Regions from separate parts of the Homo sapiens genome. Here regions 1 and 2 are each linked to region 3. Evidence: chromatin contacts called from ENCODE Hi-C or POLR2A ChIA-PET data. All regions are on one chromosome and are shown on one strand. The core of a region is the stretch at or near the end of the contact, and the rest is flanking DNA. Distances in the headings are between cores, read along the strand shown.

Region 1 (4,896 bases), core at 1,967-4,466, 120 kb before region 3:
ATTCTCATAACAATCCCTGGGATAAGTACTGTCCTTATCTAAGGGACTCTGAGGTTAAGTAACTAAACTATGGTCATTCAGCCAGTAAGTTACAGACAAAACCCAGTAGCCTGCCTTCAGAGTGTGTGCTCCAGCCATTTCCTCGACCACCACACACCACACAAAATCAGGAGACAAAGAGAAACGGGGGGAACACTGCTGCACAGAGCACAAAGGACTGATTATCCTGAAGTCTGTGGAGGCCTTAAAAATGAGCCAACAGAAAAACTGAGTACAAACAAGCAAGCCCCTGAAGAAACATCACAAATCTGTGTAATAGATATGATAGCCTACATGATTGGCGAAGACTTAAGAGACTGATAATACTCAGTGTTGGTGAAGACATGGCTAAGCAAGCACTTTCACGTCCTTGGTAGAAATGTAAATTACTACCAAACGTACCAGAATTGTTACAATCATTTTTTTTTGGAGGACAATCTGACAATTATCTATTAAAATTTAAAATAGTCTTACCTAGTAAGTCCACTTCTAGGAGTCTCCCACAGAATAAGTCTCCCACAGAAAATGCTCCCCAAAGCTCAAAAAGACAAGCTATTCCATGCATCATTATTGATAATGTCAAAAACTGGGAATGAGCCAAATTGTAATCAAGGGTGTGTGGGCTAAATAAGCTGGCCTACAACCACACAATTAAATACTACATGTGTCTTTGAAAAGAGAGAGGTGTTCTTGTTCAATCAGTAAAAAACAATGGACAAAATGAAACAAAACAAAAAGAATGAGGTAGATCCCTATGATTAGATACAGAAGATATCTAAAATGTATTTAGTGGGGAGCAAGTCAGTAAGAACATGATATGATTCTATATTGGTAAAAATGAAACAAAGTATTCAGAGGATCTACTTTATATTTCAATGCATTAGAATAAGCACAGGAAACAGATATGGGAGGAATTTCTATCACACTAAAGACTTTCCCTTTCTTTCTAAGTTATGTATTTTCCCAATTGTAGGTTGTTTTCTCATGGGAGTTTGGTTTCAGTAAAAACCAGAGAACCTGCTAGACAAATTCTAGAAGAGCTCTAACACTTCCACTTCTAATTTTTCACACCTAAGACATCATCCTGTTACAATCAGGAAAAATATAATAAAGATGAAATTAAATATGCGATAAATAGCAAAAAACACCTTCCCTGTTTCTTTCTTTCTTCTACAAGCATGTGCTGGGTATGCCTCCTGAGTCCTAGGCACTGATGTCTCAGGCTGGGCATGCAGAGACGAATCCATATGGCTCCTGCTCTCAAGAAACTTCTGGAAGGGGGGAAACAGTTGGTAAATTTAGGGGGGGATTGTCTCCTGGACTCAGTTTTCCTCCGTGGGGTGAGGCAGATGGGCTGCTGTGGCAGCCGTCTCAGAGAGGGCGGGGTCTCCCTGTCAGGACCCAAGGGGTCCTAGGGTACAGGTGGAAGGCAGAGGTGGAGCGGTGTGGGGCAGCGGATCAGGGAGGGGCTGATGAGGCACTTAGGCTTTGTCCTGAGGGCAGCAGGGAGCAGTAGGAAGGTTATCCGCAGCCAGTGGCATCCTTAGAGCAGCGTCTTATTTTTTATTTTCGTTATTTTCTGTAGAGACGGTGTCTTGCTATATTGCACAGGCTGGTCTGGAATCCTGGTCCCAAACAAGTGGTCCTCCTGCCTCAGCCTCCCAATGTGCTGTAGCAGCATTTTAGCAGGACCATGATGGAAGCGGCTCGAAGGATGGGCTGGAGCGGAGAGCCACGCGCGGGAGCCCTGCTGGAGGTCTGCAGCACAGCATTGGCAGTGGGTATAAAAATGGGACTGCCCCAAGAGAGGGTGAGGAAACAGAACTGGCAGGACTGGGTGAGCGATTGGATGCTGAGGGTGGGGAAAGGGAGGGGTGGAAGACGACACCCTGTGCCTCTGGCTGGGTGGCAACTTTGTGCCTTCATAGTCTAAAAACGCACCCTCAGCGTTGCAGCCCCAATAGGACTCAGTTGATGAACAACTTTCCAGGAACGTGGCTCTTGTGTGAAAGGGGCACCTGCGGGAACCTGCACAGATGCAGCTGCCTGGTGGGATTACAGCAGTCCGCCCAGCCACTGCCCAGGGCGCCTGGAAGCCTGTCAAGGGCATAGTCCTTTGTGGCTGATGCTTACAGCTGATCAGAACCCAGGACACTAGCACTTACTATCAAGGTTATAGGGAGGCTGATGCTTACAGCTGATCAGAACCCAGGACACTAGCACTTACTATCAAGGTTATAGGGAGGCTGATGCTTACAGCTGATCAGAACCCAGGACACTAGCACTTACTATCAAGGTTACTGGGAGGCTGATGCTTACAGCTGATCAGAACCCAGGACACTAGCACTTACTATCAAGGTTATAGGGAGGCTGATGCTTACAGCTGATCAGAACCCAGGACACTAGCACTTACTATCAAGGTTACTGGGAGGCTGATGCTTACAGCTGATCAGAACCCAGGACACTAGCACTTACTATCAAGGTTATAGGGAGGCTGATGCTTACAGCTGATCAGAATCCAGGACACTAGCACTCACTATCAAGGTTATAGGGAGGTGGCAGAGAAAAGAAGTTCAGCGAGAGTGGTGCCTCTTTTCAAAATGGTATGACAGTCCCTAGGTTCTCTGGCTCCTGTTTCTGGATTCAGTGCTGTGAGGGCCTCTCACCATCATGTGGTCTGTGTGAACCAACCATCAGGGCAGTTTAGGTACTGCAGGGTGTTGGGGCCCCAGTCCTTAGCAGGGTTCAAGCAGCGGGTGCCATGCCTAGATCTTACAATTCCCGGCAGCATCTCCCTTCACCTCCTGCTTGCTGAGAGCACTTTGGTGGGCAGAAATAGCCCTGTCACTCATGCCCAGCTGCACACACGTCAACAACCTGGGGCTGTGCGCTCTCCTGATGCAAGGTCCTTTCTGCTAGTCATGACTACTAAGACCTGCTGCCCAGGACTGAGTGCTGATTCACCTACTAGGTTGGTCAGAGGGTTGGGGGCAACTCTGATTGCAGAAGCTCTCTGGATGGGCAGTGCTAGCGGAGTTCCATAGAGCTGGTCTTAAAAGCAGGGGCCTTTTGGCTGAGCTCCGAGTCCCTGGAGGGACAGTGTCTGCTGTGAACAGATGTCACGGAGGGAGCAGTGCAGTGTCACCAGTCTGGCTTCTCGCCCCAGGTCCCTTGGGCACGTCTTATCTTATCGTGCAGCTGGGCTGGGGGTGCTGCCAGACTTTGTGGGAGCTGGCTGCAAGGGCCAAGGGTGTTTCTTTAGAGATATTTCTCAGGTTCTGGGCCTCATTAGAACAGGAAAGCCTTCTGAAAGAGTGACGTGGCCGGCGGCAGGTATGGTGTGTGACTTAACTAGTCAATTTTGAGCAAACAGAGGCCCCCAGGCGTTTTTCCCGGGTCACTCCCTTTGCCCCTCCTGCTCTGCTCATCCTTCCAACTGCTCCTTTAGCCTGAAGGCCTGGAGCCCCAGCCGCCAGGCTGTAGCCAAACGCATATCTTGTTTGCATTCTCGGTGAACTTACCATTAATCTGTGACAGATGAAAAATAGGAACTTTGAAGCCAGAATGGGGTCAAGTCTGGCTTTACTGCCTGCTGCTAGGTGACCTTGAACAAGCTAAGTTGTCTGAGCCATAGTGTCCCCAAGTGCAAAATGGGATAAAAGATAGTCCCTACCTCACTGGGCTGCTGCGACAACAGTAGGGCACACATAAAACAGTTAGGTGTCTCCTAGATAACATGAGGGAGTCATCGTCATTGCCGGAGGGATTCAGAGTGGACCCGTCACGGTACATTCTTGTGAATATCCAACAAACAGGTGTTGAACAAATGGAGAAAGATATTAGACACAGATTACGAAGAAACAGAATAACTAGCTTCTCTGGCCAGGAGCGGTGGCTCACTCCTGTAATCCCAGCACTTTGGGAAGTCGAGGCTGGCGGATCACTTGAGGTTAGGAGTTCAAGACCAGCCTGGCCAACGTGGTGAAACCCCGTCTTTACTGAAAATACAAAATTAGCCGGGCGAGGTGGCGCATGCCTGTAATCCCAGCTACTTGGGAGGCTGAGGCAGGAGAATCGCTTGAACCCAGGAGGTGGAGGTTGCAGTGAGCCAAGATTGTGCCATTGCCCTCCAGCCTGGGCACCAAAAGAAAAACTCCATCTCAAAATTTAAAAAAAAATCAATTACAAATTATTTGGTTAGTTGTAAGAAGCAGAACATACTAAGGAATGTAGTCCAAGTCCAAGCTCTGTTCAGGGATAAATACTGTCATTATAAAAATTAGTGAAAATAAGCCAACTGAAATTCATCTCAGAAAAGTTATGAAAAGACAATAAAACACACCTTAGGAAAACAGCAAGGAAGAACAAAATTAAGATAATTACAGAAATTTGTGAGTTACAAGGCTATCAGTAGATTGAGTAAATGAAACTATGGAATGGATTTTTTTAAAGAAAAGTAAAATAAATCCTTTCCCTAAAAATGCAATCAAGAAAAAAACAGGGAAAAAAAATGAACAGACAAAAGTAGAGTGGATACAGATGTTATAAATATAGTAGGAAAGAAGATTTTTTAATGGAAAAAATCCAGAAATCTATGTTAAATATAGGAACCATTCTCAATTTATTAGGTTCACTGCAATACTAACTGGGTGTAATGACTACATTGTTCATTTGGTAAAGTATTAAAGCACAATTACTAAGAACTCTTAGGGGAAGAAAAGAATAAGAAGGCAAGAATTTCCCTGCAATACATCAACATTTACTACTCAGTCAACTTTGAAACAGATCTGAAAACCTAGCGATTGTTAAAGAAGCATCACAGGCAGGGCGCAGTGGCTCATGCCTGTGATGAAGCTC
Region 2 (4,814 bases), core at 1,311-3,810, 79 kb after region 3:
ACAACTTGGATATAAATACCTTTAAGCCTCTGTTTTCTTCATGTGTAAAATGAGGGTAATGTTTTAGTGTTATTACAAGGTTTAAATGAGACTACATGTGGACACCTTAGCCTGGTAACTAAGTCACGGTAGCTGCTATTATTAATAAACAAGGCTAACATGCTTCTATATGATCCTCCTGTACCTAAGAAATAAACTTATAGCAATAGAGCACAATCAGCCAGCCATTTAATTTTAGAGAATAACATCTTCATGTGGCCTAGTAAAAATGACTGTTACCAAATAATAGGCTTTTTATGATGAATGAATGAGTCAGATGTTTTCTCTGTAGTTTTTAGAATCATTGAGATACCAAATTCTTAGCTGTTTTATGGAAGAACTTTATAAAGTAGAGTTTACTGAAGTTGGGTGACTAGAAAAGCCTATAAAGTTAAAAAGGAGAAAACGTGTTGGTTCTCCTAATTAATGTAAATTAAAACAAGGAGACTGCCCACAAGAGCTAAATAGTAAATTTCGGTCAAAAATAATGATAGTATTTCTTTTTTCAATTGGTAGTAAAACATTGGAAATAATTATTCCAAATGAAAAGACAGGTTGATAACAGTTTTCAAAAGGATCAGGATAATAGAGATTCATATTGGGTGACGGTATGGTTTTAGAACTGTCTTCCCTATTCTTCCTAAATGAAGTGGGCCATTTCTTCTCACTATATGTATATTCTTGTCTGGCCCTGAGACAGAACACTGGATTAGAAGCACTATAGGTTGACTAAATATGGCAGTTCTTAAATCTATATGATGATAGTTTGCATTATTTTATTGTTAACTTACCATTTGCATTTTTATAAACAGCTTTATTGAGATAATTCACATACTATACAATTCACTTGGTTAAAATATACAATTCAGTGGTTTTTAAAGTATATTCAGAATTGTGCAACCATCACAGTACTAAGTTTTAGAACATTTTAATCACTTCCTCCAAAAAAAAAGAAAACTCCATTTCCCCTCAACTCTTCCAGTTGTGTGGATAACCACTAACCTACTATGTCTCTAGATTTGCCTATTCTGGACATTTTATATAAGTGGAACCATATAATATGTGATCTCTTGTGACTGGCTTTTTTCACTCAGTGTAATGTTTTTAATGTTCATCCATGTTATAGCATGGATCAGCACTTCATTTTTATGGTTGAGTAATTAATATTTGATTGTATGGAGATACCATTGTGTTTATTCATCAGTTGATTGACATTTGTGTTGTTTCCCGTTTTGGGTTATTATGAATAATGCTGCTATAAACGTTCATTTATAAGGTTTTATATTAACATATACTTGAATTTCTCTTGAGCAGATAGTAAAGAGTGAAATTGCTGGGTTATATGGTAATTCTGTTGAACCTTTTAAGGAACTGCAAACCTGTTTTTCAAGGTGACTACCATTTTACATTCTCTACAGCAGCGAATGAGGGTTCCAATTTCTTTACATCTTCATCTGCGCTAATAAGGTTAAGCATAATGTTAGCTGTGGGGTTTTCCTAGATGCCCTTTATCCAACTGAAGATGTTCCTTTTTCCTAGTTGGTTGAATTTTTTTTTTTTTTTAAATGAAAGGGTGTTGGACTTCGGTGCTTTTTCTGTGTCTATGGAGATAATCGTATGGGCTTTGTACTGTATGGGGTGTACTACACTAATTTTTGGATGCTAAACCTTGGATTCCTGGGATAAATCCCATGTGGCCATGGGAAATAATCCTTTTTAGTTGCTGGATTTGGTTTGTTTGTATTTTGGTGAGGATTTTTGTGTTTGTATTAATAAGGAATATTCTTCTTTTAAAATATTTATGTATTCATTTATTAGAGACAGTCTTGCTCTGTCATCTTGGCTGGAGTGCAGAGGCACAATCATGGCTCACTGTAACCTCAAACTCCTGAGCTCAAGCAGTTCTCCCACCTCTGTCTCCCAAGTAGCTAAGACTATGGGTGCGTATCATCGTGCCTGGCTAATTTTTTTAAAAAATTGTGTAGAGATGTGGTCTTGCTGTGTTGCCCAAGCTGGTCTTGTTCTAACCTCAAGTGATCCTCCTGCCTTGGCCTCCTGAAGAGCTAGGATTACAGTCATGAGCTACCATGCCTGGCCAAGATACTGTCCTTTAGTTTCCTTGTGATGTTTCTATCTGGCATTGGTGTTAGGTTAATACTGGCCTCATAGAATTCCTCTTATATTTTTTGGAAGAATTTGTGAATAATTGATGTCAATTATTTAAGTGTTTTATAGAACTCATCAGTGAAGTGATCTGGGCCTGGGCTTTTCATTGTGGAAAGTTTGTTAAATTACTAATTCAGTCTCCTTTCTTGTTATAGGTCTATTCAGATTTTCCGTTGTTTTTTTTTTTTTTTTCTTGAGTCAGTTTCTGATATGGTTTGGCTCTGTATCCCCCCACCCAAGTCTCACTTTGAAATGTAATAATCTTCATGTGTCAGTGGCGGGGCCAGCTGGAGGTAATTGAATCATGGGGGCCGTTTCCTCCATACTGTTCTCATGATAGTGAATAAGTCTCAGAGATCTGATGGTTTGATAAGGGGAAACTGTTTTGCTTGGTTGGTTCTCATTCTCTGTCTGCCACCATTGATGTAAGACATGACTTGCTCCTCCTTGCCTTCTGCCACGATTCTGAGGCCTCCCCAGCCACATAGAACTGTGAGTACAGTTAAACCCAGTCTTGGATATGTCTTTATCAGCAGCATGAAAACTGACTAATACAGTTTCTATAGTTCGTGTCTTTCTAGGAATTTCTTTCCATTTTATCTAGATCATCTACTCTCTTGCTATACAGTTTCTTGAAGTTTGCCCATTATAATATTGATACTGTTGCTTACTGTTTTCTCTTTGTTCCTTTAAAGAAAAAAATTTTTATGCTTTGGGGGTCATTTAACATTTCTCTTTTTATCCATTGGCTTAACAAGTATCTTCTTTTCTCCTTCTTCTTTTTGAGACAGAGTCACACTCTGTCACCCAGGCCAGAGTGCACTGGTGCAAATCTCAGCTGACTGCAACCTCTGCCTCCCGGGTTCAAGTGACCTTCCCACCGCAGCCTCTTGAGTAGCCCTCCACCATGCCCAGCTAATTTTTGTATGCGTTTGTAGAGACAGGGTTTCACCATGTTGTCCAGGCTGGTCTTGAATTCCTGAGCTCAGGTGATCTGCCCTTCCTGGCCTCCCAAAGTGTTGGGATTACAGACGTGAGCCACCACTCCTGACCATGTATCTTATTTTTAATTTTTTTTAGTGGTTGCTCTTGTGCTTATAATATACATTTTAAATTAATCTGCCTTCAAATAATATTCTACCCTTCAAGATTAGTATAAGGACCTTGTAACAGTATATTCTTAATTCCTTTATTCCATCTGTTGTGCTACTTGTCATGTATTTTTCTGAAGTATAGGAACCAGAGAAATTATAAGGCAGAGGAGTAGGAAACACATACTTTCCTGTATTACGCAATAAGGAGCTTGATAATTGGAAAGGGAAAGGGAAATGAATATATGAGAAATTCAGAAAGAATATAATCAGAATTCTTAATGAAATTTGAAACCTCAGGTGATCCACCCACCTTGGCCTCCCAAAGTGCTGGGATTACAGGCATGAGCCACTGCGCCCAGCTGAAATCTCAAATTGAAGTTGAATGATCAATTTGGGATAACTTAAATTTCTTTGTGGCTATAGACAGATCTATTTCAAGAAGTCTCCCTACCTAACCATTTTTCCTGCCCCTAAAAAACAAAACCAGAAAGTTCTGAGAATCATCCTAGACTTCTCTTCCTCCTTTATATCTTCATTTTCCATTTCTAATCAGCCACCTTGTCATCTTGATTCTCCCTCATCTGTACCAATATATCAACCAAAAATGATCTTCCTAAGTCTAATTACACTTCTCTCTGTTCCACACCAATGCAAGCATGATCAATCTTATGAAGATGCAAATCTGATCACATCTTTTAAAATTTTCGGTGGTGCCCTATTCTCCACAGTATAAATTTTAATCTCCTTATTGTTATGTGAAGTTCTCAAGATTTTAGTGTTTATCCAATCTTCTCTCCTACCATCTCTTCTAAAATTATATAAACAATTCCCAGACTTTATTTTAAGTTACTATACATATGCTGATTTTCATTTCCACACCCACGTTCTTCTTTTTGCATTCCTATTAAATTCATATTCATGAAAATAAATAAATGTTTCTTTAAAGAATCCTCTCAGAAATTAATCTCTTTTTTGTCTCCTTGTTGTACTTATACGCTCTTCTCATAATGATTGTGTCATTCTTACTGTGATTACTGTGTTCTTTAAGGCTGTAGCTATAATTGTTGGATGGATATTGTGTTCAATAAAGATTGGCAGAATTTAGCTAGAGTTTAGTAACATTTTTATGATTACCTTCTATATAAGAGAAACATCAGATTAGTGGTTTTGAATCAGTATTGTAATGTAAAATTTCTTTATACCAATAAATTTAAGTTTTATAAAAAGGTAGATTTTGGGGGAATGTTAGATTTTCAAATGATCGTAATAATACAGCAGCAATCCTAATGATAGTATGCAAATTATCGGCGTTCAGTTGGTGTCAATTTCAACTTTAGGTATTCTACCTATGCCATACTTTTATTTATTATTGCATCAAATGCAGACAGGTTCTACTCTCTACTTTGTAAGATGACCATAATACTCTCACTCTCTTAAAATCACTATCTGGCCAGGCGGCTGTGGCTCACACCTGTAATCCCAGCACTTTCGGAGGCCGAGGCAGGTGGATCACTG
Region 3 (4,386 bases), core at 415-2,914:
GAATCACATTTCAATATAAGATTTGGAGAGGGCAAACATCCGAACCATAATAAAACCAGTAATAAAAACTAGGATGCCTTCACAAGCTCAGCTCAATTCAAGGATGAGACTTGGAAGTTCTTTTCTTCTAATATTTAATAGAAATGGGATCTCACTATGATGCCCAAGCTGGTCTCAAACTCCTGGGCTCAAGTGAACCTCTCACCTTGACCTCCCAAAGTGCTGGGATTACAGGCATGAACGACTGCACCTGGCCTCTTTTTTTTTTTTTTTTTTTGAGATGGAGTCTTGCTCTGTTGCCCAGGCTGGAGTGCAGTGGCACGATCTCGGCTCACTGCAACCTCCACCTCCCGGGTTCAAGTGATCCTCCTGCCTCAGCCCCCCCAGTAGCTGGAATTACAGGCATGCGCCACCATGCCCAGCTAAGTTTTGTATTTTTAGTAGAGACGGGGTTTTACCATGTTGGCCAGGCTGGTCTCGAACTCCTGACCTCAGGTGATCCACCTGCCTCGGCCTCCCAAAGTTCTGGGATTACAGGCATGAGCCAACGCGCCCGGCCTTTTTTCCTTTTTTTTTTTTTTTTTTTTTAAATACAGGTTCTCTGTCTGTCATCCAGGCGGGAGTATGGTGGTGCAATCACCGTTCACTGCAGCCTCAACCTCCTGGGCTCACACAATGATCCTCCTACCTCAGCCTCCTGGGTAGCTAGGACTACAGGCACATGCTAGCCTTCCTGGATATTTTTTTGTTTACTATTTTTTGTAGAGACTGAGGCGGGTGGTCTCACTATGTTGCCCAAGCTGGTCTTGAACTCCTGGACTCAAGTGATCCTTCCACCTCAGCTTCCCAAAGTGCTATGATTACAGGCATTTAGCCATTGAGCCTGGAAAAGTGTGAAAGTTCTTTATCCTCTATGTCTTCTGGCCCTCTGTGGCTACTTCTCTATCATCGCCTAAAATTTTTTGAGCCAAGGATGGGAAAAGAAGTGGAGAGGACCGGAGTCTGGCTCACCTCACACAACTGTGTTCCTGCAAGAACTCTAAGGAGATCCAAACTTTTTTTTTTTTGGAGATGGAATCTCGTTCTGTTGCCCAGGCTGGAGTGCAGTGGCGCAATCTCTGCTCACTGCAAGCTCCGCCTCCCAGGTTCATGCCATTCTCCTGCCTCAGCCTCCCGAGTAGCTGGGACTACAGGCGCCCGCCACCACGCCCAGCTAATTTTTTGTATTTTTAGTAGAGACGGGTTCCACCATGTTATCCAGGATGGTCTGGATCTCCTGACCTCATGATCCGCAAGGTGATCCAAACTTCTAAATTTAAACCTGGTCAACATTATGACAACATATTTGTCAAGGTAGAAGAATATAAAATGTTAACAATGTGCTTGCTTAATGTATACATTTTAAATATCAAGTCTAGAGTTTCTTTCTTCGTCTGTGCCTTGGGTCTTGCAAATGTTAGAAGCAATTCTCCCTCTCTTTTTTTCCTCTTCTTGCCAACTCTGCTGAGGTCTGGTCTTAGCATTCTCATTAAAAGAAGGGAACCCAAAGCACTTACCTTGCCTTTTCCTGTCTTGAATTTGTATCAGCTATGCCTTCTATATAGGAGAATCACCGACAGACTCAAACTCTAGTGAGCAGAGACAGCTTGGGAAAGAGTATGATGTGATTAATGTACTTAAGTCTCATTTGGCAAAAGTTGTTGGGTGTTAAAAGGAAGAAAACAAGCATGTCAGAGTGGGTTAAGAATAGAAAGCTTCATCAGCAGCTGCAAGAAGCCCAGGCATGATAAGCAGGGGTATGCAACGTGAGTGAGCACTCGCCTCATGGAAAAAACAGCTCACAGCAGGAGCTCACAGAACTTCCATTGCCTTTCACTGACAACTTGCATTCATTGTCACACGACCCACCTGGGAGGGGAGATTTATTATGGTTTCTTGAAGATGAGGAAACTGAGGCACAAATAACTCAAGTATTTATGGTATGTTAATGATATTGCAATTTTTTTTTTTTTTTTGAGATGGAGTCTCTCTCTGTCGCCAGGTTGGACTGCAGTGGCGCCATCTCGGCTCACTGCAACCTCTGCCTCCTGCATTCAAGTGATTCTCCTGCCTCAGCCTCCTGAGTAGCTGGGACTACAGGCGTGTGCCACCACGCCCTGCTAATTTTTGTATTTTTAGTAGAGATGGGGTTTCACCATGTTGGCCAGGCTGGCCTTGATCTCCTGACCTTGTGATCCTCCCGCCTCAGCCTCCCAAAGTGCTGGGATTACAGGCATGAGCCACTGTGCCTGGCATCAATTTTTTTTTTGAGATAGGGTCTTGCTCTGTTGCCCAGGCTAGAGTGAGGTGGTGTAATCACAGCTCACTGCAGCCTCAACCTCCCAGGCTCAAGCCATCCCCCAACCTCAGTCTCCTAAGTAGCTGGCACCACAAGCATGTGCCACCGTGCCTGGCTAACTTTTAAATTATTTGTAGAGAGGGGGTCTTACTGTGTTGCTCAGACTGGTCTCAAACTCCTGGGCTCAAGTGATCCTCCTGACTTGGCCCCGCAAAGTGCTGGGATTAGAGGGGTGAGCCACCACACCCAGACATAGACCAATTTTTTTTTTTTGAGACGGAGTCTCACTCTGTCGCCCAGGCTGGAATGAAGTGGCTCACTGCAACCTCCGCCTCCCAGGTTCAAGTGATTCTCCTGCCTCAGCCTCCTGAGTAGCTGGGATTATAGGCGTGTACTACCAAGCCCGGCTAATTTTTTTTATTTGAGACGGAGTCTCACCCTGTTGCCCAGACTGAAGTGCAATGGTGTGATCTCGGCTCACTGCAACCTTCACCTCCTGGATTCAAGCAATTCTCCTGCCTTAGCCTCCCAAGTAGCTGGGATTACAGGAGCGTGCCACTGCACCTGGCTAAGTTTTTGTATCTTTAGTAGAGACAGGGTTTCACCATGTTGGCCAGGCTGGTCTCGAACTCCTGACCTCAGAAGATCCACCCGCCCTGGCTTCCCAAAGTGGTGGGATTACAGGCGTGAGCCACCGCACCCGGCCAGCTCAATTTTTTTTTTTTTAAGTCAAGTATCTTGCCCAAGGTCACAAAATAAGACGACTAAATCATAATGTTTGACCAGGAACAGTTACAGAATTTACAGGGCCCATTTACAGAATTTCCATTCACAAAAGGAAAATGTGGGACCCCTTGTTCAATTACTACGAGGAATTTGAAGACAGTGACAGCGGAGATGGGAACTCTGGCCCTGCATATGTCGCTTGCCCAGGAAGCCAGCCCTTTACATGGTACAGGTAAAGCCAGGCATAGACCTCAGGTCTCGTGGTTCCCAATCAGGTGTGTAAATGTCTCAAGCAGACAAGTGGTTCTCAAACACAGGGACACCAATGCCTGGGGTTCCTCTATTTCTCTATTGGTTAGACTTTTTGGGGTTGCTTTACTGTCATCACTCAAGTTTAAGAAACACTGGGGCATCTCTCTTCCTATCAAAGGTCAGTCCCTCCACACAGCGACAGAACCATGTTTTGTGGGGTCCTGAAACCTACATAACTCGAGGGGCCTCTTTAAGAAAAAGAATATAAAATTATGGCTGGGCTCAGTGGCTCATGCCAATCCCAACTCTTTGGGAGGCCGAGGCGGTTGGATCACGAGGTCAGGAGATCGAGACCATCCTGGCTAACACAGTGAAACCCCGTCTCTACTAAAAATACGAAAAATTAGCCAGGCGTGGTGGCCGGCACCTGTAGTCCCACCTAGTCAGGAGGCTGAGGCACGAGAATGGTGTGAACCCGGGAGGCGGAGCTTGCAGTGAGCCGAGATTGCGCCACTGTGCTCCAGCCTGGGCGACCATCTCAAAAAAAAGAAAAAAGAAAGAAAGAAAAAGAATATAAAATTATAAATAAAATGTAAGTGTTGACAGGCCCATGCAAGTGAGGAGCCCTAAGTCTTTGGCTTCATTGACTTTGTGATAAATCTTTCTCTTCCTGCACCTGTGTCCCTGATGTCATCTCCTGTCACCTTCTCAAGGACTTGGCTTCTTTGATTATCCCTTCCCTTTCCTGTGTCTTTAACTTCACTCCATCTACCACTATTTACATGCTTTTGTCCTCTTTGACTTCTCGTCTCTCTCCAGGAGCCTTCCTTGTCTCTGATCTCTTCAGAGGCAACCTTCTCGGGAGAGTTAAGTCTTCACACACTACTCCTTCGCCTTCCATTCCCCTTCCTCCTGTTCCTGCCGTGACTGAAGTGCGAGTCAGTCACTCTGCTCGCGGAGTTCAATTAACGAGAGTGAGGTCTGGTGGAAAGAAAGTGATTTATTTCCAAAGCTGGCTTAGGGGAAGAGGCACAGGCATCCTGCCTTTAAATGTGCACTTCTCTTTTGGA

What was found. A loop is a pair of places that touch in the nucleus more often than their neighbours do. ChIA-PET counts read pairs that join two places held with the same protein, here RNA polymerase II (POLR2A). Pooled maps may share reads with other maps.
Region 1: a loop to region 3 is called in a map of heart right ventricle, with 3 times the contacts of the local background. The contact joins the enhancer-like site here to the promoter of LINC02455 in region 3. A Hi-C loop is called at or near these places in 7 of 168 maps with a recorded cell type or tissue (Right ventricle myocardium inferior, Right ventricle myocardium superior, cardiac septum and 4 more) and 10 of 50 pooled maps. POLR2A ChIA-PET finds 5 or more read pairs at or near these places in 4 of 52 experiments (GM12878, HepG2, activated T-cell and 1 more).
Region 2: a loop to region 3 is called in a pooled map, with 6 times the contacts of the local background. The contact joins the enhancer-like site here to the promoter of LINC02455 in region 3. A Hi-C loop is called at or near these places in 1 of 168 maps with a recorded cell type or tissue (transverse colon) and 6 of 50 pooled maps. POLR2A ChIA-PET finds 5 or more read pairs at or near these places in 4 of 52 experiments (Caco-2, GM10248, activated CD4-positive, alpha-beta T cell and 1 more).

The regions. Positions count from the first base shown.
Region 1 is chr12:588,500-593,395 of GRCh38, forward strand. The region is part of intron 1 of NINJ2 (ninjurin 2); the gene reads right to left. It also overlaps the pseudogene RNU7-103P. Among named protein-coding and RNA genes, the nearest start is that of NINJ2-AS1, 40 kb to the right of the region's middle. Within about 2 kb of position 3,217, at least 8 of the 41 ENCODE cell types and tissues checked have a DNase peak (open chromatin) inside an H3K27ac peak, as active enhancers do; they include heart left ventricle and heart right ventricle, where a contact is called at or near this core.
Region 2 is chr12:792,916-797,729 of GRCh38, forward strand. All of the region lies in intron 1 of WNK1 (WNK lysine deficient protein kinase 1), which reads left to right. Among named protein-coding and RNA genes, the nearest start is that of WNK1, 43 kb to the left of the region's middle. Within about 2 kb of position 2,561, at least 3 of the 41 ENCODE cell types and tissues checked have a DNase peak (open chromatin) inside an H3K27ac peak, as active enhancers do.
Region 3 is chr12:714,948-719,333 of GRCh38, forward strand. LINC02455 (long intergenic non-protein coding RNA 2455) reads right to left here and starts at 1,665. Exons shown (of 4, transcript NR_187480.1): 1 at 1,557-1,665. The region is part of intron 2 of LOC101929432 (a long non-coding RNA gene); the gene reads left to right. RefSeq lists a cis regulatory region at 1,548-1,967 and a silencer at 1,759-1,928.